2 separate regions of the Homo sapiens genome follow, and region 2 is linked to region 1. Evidence: read pairs that join two places in POLR2A ChIA-PET (ENCODE). Cell type or tissue: Panc1. All regions are shown on one strand. Each heading gives the region's core, and the rest is flanking DNA. Links, peaks and the distances in the headings are about the cores only.

Region 1 (4,853 bases), core at 993-3,492:
ATAAAATTGACTACACTTGAAAAACTGGGTCCTTTCTGTTTTTATTTTTTTGATTTTTTTGAGACCGAGTTTTGCTCTTGTCGCCCAGGCTGGAGTGCAATGTGATCTTGGCTCACTGCAACCTCCACCTCCCAGGTTCAAATGATTCTCCGGTCTCGGCCTCCAAGCGCCCACCACCACGCCCAGCTAATTTTTTTGTATTTTTAGTAGAGACGGGGTTTCACCATGTTGGCCAGGCTTGTCTCGAACTCCCAACCTCAGGAAAGGGAATATAGTATCCTATACTATCAAAGCAAAATGTAAAACTTTATTTAAAATCAGGGCAGGCTATGACGTGCTTCCTAGTCTTGAGTAGTATGTGGGGTTTCTGAATATGGAAGCCATATCAACAAACAGCGGCGACAGTTCGTGCAAATTGAGCACCAGACTAAAAGCAGGTAGGGTTCCTGGGAAGGAAGCGCTGTAATTCGAAACTCAGATTAGCCATTTTCTCCGCGGTAAAACAGAGACCACAAAGTAAACCTACTCACTCAGCGGACTCCCTGGCTGCGGCAGCTCCCTTTGAAGATACATTTATTTTCTAAAGAAAGCTGGTAAAAACCACTGACTATATTTAGCGTATGAAATGAATGTGATTGATTTTTGTTTCAGTGATTCTGCTTATAGAACATTTCTTTCTTTCTTTCTTTCTTTTTTTTTTTTTTTTTGAGACAGAGTCTCTGTCGCCCAGGCTGGAGTGCAGTGGCGCGATCTCAGCTCACTGCAACTTCCGCCTCCTGGGTTCAAGCGATTCTTCTGCCTCAGCCTACCTAGTAGCTGGGACTACAGGCATGCGCCACCACACCTGGCTAATTTTTTTGGTGTTTTTAGTAGAGACAGGATGTTGGCCAGGCTGGTCTCGAATTCCTGACCTCAAGTGATCCACCTGCCTTGGCCTCCCAAAGTGCTGGGATTACAGGCATAAGCCACCGCACCCAGCCTAGAACATTTTTAAGTATTGCTCAGAAATGTCCCAAAGGTGGGAGTTTTTCAGACACGTGAAACAGAAGTTCAGTTTGTCTTTCCTTACCCTTTTTTTTTTTTTTTTTGGAAAGTTTTCCTAGAGATCATGCAACAATAAACACAACCAAATATTAAAGTTCATTTTTTTTTTCGTTTGAGATAGGATCTCACTCTGTTGCCCAGGCTGGAGTGCAGTGGCATGATCACTGCTTACTGTAGCCTTGACCTCCTGGGCTCAAGTGATCCTCCTACCTCAGCCTCCTGAGTGGCTGGAACCACAGGCACACATCACCACACGCAGCTAATTTTTAAAATTATTTGTAGAGATGAGGTCTTACTATGTTGCCCAGGCTGGTCTTGAATTCTTGGGCTCAAGCGATCCTCCAGTTTCAGCCTCCCAAAGTGCTGGAATTACAGGCATGAGTCACCGCTCCTGGCCTGAAATTTCATTTTGTATGGAAATCTGTGAAACAAAACAAGCGTAGCTTCTCACCTTTCTCAGCGCCCACTTCATGCTCTGATCAATTAATTCAGAGTAATAGAAATGCAAGTGGTTGTTGGAATGCATTTGTTTGGAAACAGTACATCCAACTAAATGATTCCGATTTTTTTTTCAAAGTCCCAGATACGGGACATTAAAAAAACAAAAAGTGTACCTTGCGTACAAATTTTCTTTTAAACATACCAGAATGCTGTGTTTGCCTTTTGCTGTCTCAGCCTGCTTAGGAATTCCTAATGAGTAAACCGTAGCATTTAACAGTAAAATATGGTTATGGCTCTTAAATGCAGGCTACATTTAACAACCGTATATTGATTTTTTTCTTGTAATTTTATTTCCATGAACATTTCTGGTTTCTTAATTAGTAGCCTTTTAGAGAAAGATTTAACATTCTATCAGAGAGTTTGGCTTCTGTGATACAGCTTCTCAAGGGAGAGAAAGCTCTAGACTCGTAGCCCCTGTTGGGGAGGAAGAAGGCCAACACGCTATGCATACATGTGCAGATGTACACAGACACATGGCCCTCCCTCCCTTGCCTGCCAACACAATTAAGACAAAATCGCCGTGGTGAACCTGGCGACAAAACTCAACAATCTCCAATTGCACACTCACCCTGTAACGGGAAGAACTGTGTACCCCATGTTCCTTATTAAACCGAAGTATTTTATTTAATGAGCATGACTCACGCAAGGTGTTGCCATAAATCATCGGCTGGTTTACAAACTCAATAACTAGGCTTCCTGCTATAACTAGGCTGTGCACACCTTAAATTATTAACACGCCAGGGCCTTAAGGCAGATCTTTGATGATGATGATATAAACACTGTGAAGACAAGGTGCTCTCTCAGCAAAAGATTATTGACTCTAATTACCATTTACCACAGGAAAAAGAAAAGAAAAGACAATAAAATATGAGGGAGAATTTAAATCTAAGATTTAATTTTATGAGGAGCTTTAAATGCCCCCACCCCACAACTTTTTTCCTTTCGTTTTTTTTTCTTTTTTTCTTCTTATTTGCGGCTGCTGTACCAACCCGACTGAACTGCTGGTGTATAATGATAGCCCATGGTTGGCTAACCTTAAAAGGATGACCGTTGTTAAGAGGAAAGGAGGGAAAAGAATGGAAACAGGAGAGACTCTGCAGTGGATATGATGTAAATTCTTTGAAATGTGATGGAAAAAGGCCAGGGGGAAGAGAAAATGATAATACACTGGAAAGAAATCCCAGCTTTAATTGTTTTCATGTATATACGTAATAAAAAGGTTAAAGGACTAATATGCCTGGCTCCAGTCATTTTGGTTAGTAAACTAGAACTTCAGGTCAGCTTTTTAAAAGGAGTAATCTGCTCTTATTACGTGCTTGGGTTTTACTGCGTCCTCATTACACAGTTGTTGGAAGGATGCAAAGAAGTTAAAATGAGAGAGGCTTAATGATAAGAGAGCTTATTAAAAAATGAAAATCCAGACAAATGACACATGGCTCGTAGTTGCATACATAATATGTGTTTGCTTTCTGGTTATTTGTGGAAGGTGGACATATCAGCTGGGGAAGGAGTGCCTAGGACGAATGAAAAGTGGAAAAAGAGGCTCAGTTTAGCTTCCTGCTGTCAAAGGCTTTTGTTCTGCCTTCCCCTGCGGTTTTGCAGATTTCTCATTTCAAGGGCTGACTCTCTGCTCAGGTCATTGTCTCTGTAGGCTAAATTGTTGGCTTAAATTTCTACCATTAAAACAACTACAAGTTGTCATCTAATATTTATTTATGGAATCATTCTGGAATGTTGGAGTTGGAAAGGACTTTGGAAATGATCAACCTCTTTATTTTGCAAAGGTGAACATTTCATCCCTGAAGGGTGAAGTGATTTGGCCAACACCTCTCCCAGGTCTGTAGACCTCTGAATGAAGGTGGAACCCAAATCAGCCTCTTGCTCTGTCAGAAAGTGGCGTCTGCTGGAACTCATCTCAGAAAACACAGGAATGTAGTCAGTGATTGGGAAATTCACTATTGGCCTCATACATAAAATAGGTGACGCTGATTACTCTATCTGTCCTGGGGATATTTAAAGCAGGTCTTACAATCCAATGAAACTGTTAAAATATGACCAGAATGTGGAAAAAAGAATCTGTGATACAGGTTTAAAACTCTTTGCTTTTAATTTAAATAGCTTTGCTAGATTTTAGGATCATGTAAGATTTTTGGAAAAGGGCAGATTCAGGGACATAAGAATCTGCTCCCAAGCCCTATTTTCTCTAGTATTTCTTGGAGGTCACCTGTGCATCTATTCTAGTCTATTCTTAGACTGCTAGGGGACAGAAATGAGGAAGCTATTACAGGCACTAGGAGCCTTCTTCAAGAGACCTTTTGGTGCACCTATGCTGGTTTTGCCATCTGGTAAAGATGTTGTGTGAGTTATGGCTGTCTTACCCAATACAACACACTGGTTGCATCTGGACCAGGTCTTGCTACAGAGCAGCACTTGGGGACCAGGCATCATGCCTTCCTTCCCTGGATACAAAAAGATGAATCTACATGTAAAGGGAAAGACAAACGATGCCTTTCAATATTTTTGGGAAAATACTTCATGGTTACTTCTCTCTCTGGTCATTCTCTTCCTCTCCATGCTGGATCACCACTTGAGATTGGAAACCCAAGACTCACCCACTCAGGATCCTCGGACTATTTCTGATGCTTCCCAGGAGCAAGAGTGTTCTGTTCAACTTCCACTTGGGGTTTTCCAATTGTCTTTGTAATTATAATATCTTACACGGGGCTTCCAAAACGCTTTTATTGTATAGTCTTATTTTTCTTCATGTTGAGGAAAGGTAATGTAATTTTGTCCTTCCTCATTAAATAATGGGTGTAATTCAACTTCCTAGTTGAATTATGCCTCAAAGGTAACCACACATAAATATTGTGAGAAATAATTCCTATATGAGGTATATCATACAGCCTCATAAAAAACCTAGAATTCCTAGGGCCAGGCATGGTGGCTCATGCCTATAATCCCAGAACTTTGGGAAGTGAAGGTGGGTGGATCACTGGAGGTCAGGAGTTTAAGACCAGCCTGGCCAACATGGTGAAACTTCGTCTCTACTAAAAATTAGCTGGGCGTAGTGGTGCGGGCCTGTAATCCCAGCTACTCAGGAGGCTGAGGCAGGAGAATCGCTTGGACTCGGGAGGTGGAGGTTGCAGTGAACCGAGATCACGCCACTGCACTCCAGCCTGGGCGACAGGGTGAGACTCTGTCTCAAAACAAAAACAAAAAACAAAACACCCTAGAATTCTTTTTGAATGACCAAGTAGGTATGCAGTGTTATTTTGTAGGAAACAAATTATTCGGCCGGGCACGGTGGC
Region 2 (4,853 bases), core at 981-3,480, 320 kb after region 1:
AAAAACATGGCAAAAAGGTGGTATCTTTCTTTAGGGATTCTTTTTGGGTGGTTCTCTGGGCCCTCTGTGAATCTATATTGAAACTTTTTTAAGTCAAGAAAATAATTTGAATAACACTAATTTCATTTCGGGTCCCTTCTCTTTCCTGTAATATCTCTGCCATTAATCATTTGGATGAACTATATCATTGTAGATTATTAGGACTATTTTCTCAGTTTCCCTTACATGACTATTGCCACATTTTATAGATTCTTTTGATGTAGACATGTAGTAGTAATGTTTCTTTAGCGTAACTGATTTGTTGCTGTATGGCATTAGATTTTTCTCTGTTATAGATCCTAAATAAATTTATAAAAGTATCTACACTTTATTGGGTATATAATGCTCCTTGATCTGTCTTAAGGGCTCAATCAGCATTATCTTATTCAATTCATATAGCAACTTTCCTTTGATTGTGTTGTTATTACTCTGATTAAACAGAAAAATCTGAAGGAGAATAGAGTTAAATGGCTTGGCCAAGACCACAGGGATAAAAAGTTATAAAGCTATGCTTCAAATTCAGTGTGTCTCCCTTGTTTCGTGTGTGTGTGTGTGTGTGTGTGTGTGTGTGTGTGTGTGTTTAAATCACAGTATGTTCTTTGTCTTGGCTATCATTACTTCCATTTTAAAAAATAATTAGAATAAGTTTGCTTATATTTGTGTGCAACTCTTGATATTTATGCTCCTACTTTTTGGAGTCTACTTGCTTATGGTCTGCTTGCTTTTTAAATTTAGATTTTTGTTAGGTTTATCTTGTGTCTTGTTTGCTTCCGTATTGTCTTTCTTCTTCCTTCATTCTGACCTGTTTTATTTCTTTTGCCTTATTTTGCTTCCTAAGTGCTAACCCTTCTTCTGGATTATAACATCATTTGCATCAAGGCATTTGCTGATCTTGGAGCAAAAAGAAAAAAGCATAATGTCTTTGCAAATAATGTGTTCACTTATGTCTACACTGGCCAGATGTAGTAATACTGAAGTTCTGATGTAAGAGCCTGATATTGTGTCAGCATTGGTCAGCTCACCCTAAATCTATATAATGCTTAACCTGTGACATAATAAACAATTCACCATTGTGAGAGAGAAACAAAGAGAAGCACAAAATGTGATTATAAGCTACAGAATTACAGTCCTTTATTTTATGAGTGCAAAAATACAATACACCTAACAAGTATTCAAGTCCTAGTTTGTTGGTTTTCAGCCCTTTTTTTTTTTTTTTTTCAGAGAAAAGATGCCCCAAGAGGCCAGATAAGGGAAAATATAAATCCGGATTTTTTTGGTTGTTAACTTAATCTCTCTGTTGTGACTCAAATAATATTAAGTGCATTTATTGTTTGACTTAGCTTACATTAGGGACATGAGTGAGACCTCACTCAGAGTATACCTTTTTCAGGTCTGGCACCTTTACAACAGCAACTAAATATAATTTTGCTTCAGTTTGGGTTTCCCAAGCATAAAATATAAAGCACATAGAATTCACTTTATTAATGCATGCCCAAGATTTCTAAACTTTTGTAACACTTGGTATTTGTTGAAGCATTAATATAAACCCAGCTCAAATACTTCACTCTGTAAGGGTGTATCATTTTATTTAAAAAAGATTAGCTATTTTTTGAACAAAAATAGGACAGAACTATGACAGCCTCAAATAAAGAAAGAATGCAGAGGACGGCAGAAGGAAATAATTGTAACACAGGTGATTTTTGCTTTGCAATAGAATTTTGTGGTGTCTTTCTCTCTCACTTCTCTCTCTTGCTCTCTCGCTTTCTCTTGTCTTTCTGTGTGTGTGTGTGTGTGTGTGTGTGTGTGTGTGTGTGTGTGTGTGTGTATGTTTTTGTTATTTTAAATTCTGGCCTGAAAGTCAAGATACACTAGTTAGACTGGTTCCCAAGCACAGCTATGTCATGGGTTGGATGTTTATGCAACATATAACTTTACCAAAATTGTCTTTAGTGGTTACTTTGGAATAAAAGATGTTTGGGGTGAATTGTATCCTTCATCACAATTTCTATTAGGTAGATGAAACTTTTTATTTTCCTACAACTTGTTCCTTTTTATTTTATTGAGCTAAAATTGAAGTGCAATAAACTACGTATATTTAAAGTTTACGATTTCAACAGTTTTGACACAGGTACACACCCTTAAAGTCATCATCACAATCAAGTTAGCAAACATGTCTGTCTGTGTACAAATTTCCTTGTACCTTTTTGAAATTCATGTCTCCTTCCACATCAACCCCAGGAAACACCAACCTGCTTCCCATCACTACAAATTGGTTTTCATGTTATAGAATTTATACAAATGGAATCATATAGTATATTGTCTTTATTGCCTGGTCTCTTCTACTTGACATAATAATTTTAAGATTCATCCATATTATTACATATATTAATAGTTCATTCCTTTTTATTGCTGAGTAGTATTCCACTGTATGGATATATTTTAATTTTGAGTTTTTCAAAGTATTTGGTTATAAAGAAAGCTGCTATGAATATTTTCATATTCAAATGTGGGCACATTTGTTTGTATCTTGTGGGTCAATGGCTAGAACTGGAATGACTGGATGGTATGGTAGGTGTATTTTAACATTTTAAGAAATGACTGAACTGTTTTCCAAAATGTTTGTCCCATTTTACATCCCATTGGCGCTACATGAAGGTTCCCATCCCTCTTCATCCTTGCCGACACTTGGTATGGTCAACCTTTTACATGTTAGAAAATCTCATGCATGTGCAGTGTTATCTTTCTGTGGCTTTGGTTTGCATTTTCTTTATGACCAGTGACATGAAGCGTCTTTTCCTGGGCTTATTGACCATTTATATATCTTTCCTTTTGTGAAATGTTCATTCAAATTTTTTGCCCATTTAAAAAATTGAGTTGTTTGTCTTCTTCTTTAGTTGTGAGAGTTCTTTATGTATTCTGGATACAAATTCTGGTGTGCTAGATGTATTGCCAATATTTATCCCCAGCCTTTTACATAATTAATGGTACTTTTCAAAAAGAAAAAGTTTTACGTTTTGATGAAATCCAATATCATATATATATATATATTCTATCTTTGCTTACTCCAAAGTTGTGAAGATTTTTGCCCCTGTGTCTTTCTAAGAATTTTTGTAGTTTTAGGTTTTATGTTTAGATCTGTGTTCTATTTCAAGTTAACTTTTGTAAATGTTGTATGGTAAAAGTTAATTTTTTTTTTCCATATGGACTTCCAGTTGATCTAGCACCACTGTTGAAAAAACTTTTATACCTCCATTGAATTACTCTGGAACCTTTATTGAAAATCAGTTGATCAGGTGGATTCACTTTTTTTTTTTTTTTTTTTTTTTTGGTTTTGGTTTCCTCTCTTACTCATTTCACACTGGCACAAACCCCCTTGGGTTCTAGTACCACAGTTCATGCATTTGTCATATTTTACGTAAAAATATCTGAATGACAAAATTCCCCCGAATTCTTAACATCCTCTAAGTATGTTACTGCTCATGGCATGCTTTTGTGCCATCAGGATACAATGTATGGTGAATGTTCCATCCGTGGCAGAAAATCGAAGGTCAGGGAAGTCACTGTCAACTACAAGATAGTTGCTCTTGGTAATATGTGGTCGGGCAATTTTCTCACACTTGGTGTGGGAGAACAGTCTGTTTTTGGATTTCTTCTACATCTGAAGGAAGTTTGGAACATTTCTCAGTTACATTTTATAATTCAGATTAAATAGAACTCCTTTCAGGTGCAGAAAAAAATAAATCATACTTCTAAGTCTATGGTTCTCAATAAGGGGAAGAGTGAGTTTTGCTTCTCAGAGAGGCAATGTCTGTCAAAAATGACACACTTTTTGTTATCACTACTGGCATCTAGTGAGTAGAGTCCAGGGATGTTGCAAAATAGCCCAAGATGCATAGGACAGTCTCCGTCACTCCTACATAGGAGAAATAGCTGGCCCCAAATTTCAGTAGTGTTGCTGTTGAGAGACTCTGCTTTAAGTATACAAATACTTAGATCCAAATCCGGCCCAGAAAGTATTCCTATACCTTCACTCCCTCTAACACTTAAGAGGTTAAAATAAGATAGGTTCGTGATTTCTTTTTAACTAAATGGCTGTTGTGCATGTAAAACAATCTTTGTCACTTTTTTCACCCATGACCCTCTGGGGGTCATATTTTTAATTTGTCGACTGTGTCACTGTGTGAAGAGTAGTGGACTTGGGTCAAAACACATGGACTGTATTCATGCCTCCAACAGATCCCAGAGGCACTTGAGTTAAAATGAGAAGATGTGGTTTGCATCTAGACTGTTTTCTGTCACATGCTGGCTTGTATGTCCTCAGAAAAGCCTCTTAAAAATTCCCTGAGCTTCAAATGGGAATAATTATAAATTTTAAAAATTTAAATATAAAAATATTGAGCTTTAAAATGCGAATGAACTTTAAAATGGGAATAATTTCATGGACTGTTTTAACCTTGTGATCCTCCTGCCTCCGCCTCCCAAAGTGCTAGGATTACAGGTGTGAGCTAGTGCGCCCGACCCGGAAGGATGTTAATTGGTGTCAATACAGTCTCGTCATTCATAAAGTGTTTCTTATGTTAGCAAAGGAGTTACATATTTATTAAATATTAGAATAAAAACAGGATTTTAAAAAGTTTGTATATGTTTAAGGGATCCAAATGCAATTTTGTTGCATGGAGATATTTCTTAGTGGTGAAGTTGGAGCTTTTAGTGTATCCATTACCCACATACTGCACATCGCACTGGGATTCTTTTTATTTATATATTCCTAAAATCAATACATTCTATGTGTTAGAGGAATGGAAAGAGCTAAT

What was found. Peaks named below come from ENCODE experiments on the same cell type or tissue, not always from the same donor. Only the 100,000 strongest peaks of a DNase experiment are listed, where the experiment ranks them.
Region 2: POLR2A ChIA-PET joins it to region 1 with 5 read pairs; 2 of 35 experiments call an interaction of 5 or more read pairs at or near these places.

Annotation. Positions count from the first base shown.
Region 1 is chr6:10,308,300-10,313,152 of GRCh38, reverse strand. No RefSeq gene overlaps it. Among named protein-coding and RNA genes, the nearest start is that of TFAP2A-AS2, 94 kb to the left of the region's middle. In Panc1, for the core only: no CTCF peak of the experiment used is centred there; no DNase peak of the experiment used is centred there; H3K4me3 peaks cover 694 bases; H3K27ac peaks cover 2,500 bases.
Region 2 is chr6:9,988,318-9,993,170 of GRCh38, reverse strand. It overlaps the pseudogene OFCC1. Among named protein-coding and RNA genes, the nearest start is that of TFAP2A-AS2, 410 kb to the left of the region's middle. In Panc1, for the core only: no CTCF peak of the experiment used is centred there; no DNase peak of the experiment used is centred there; H3K27ac peaks cover 128 bases.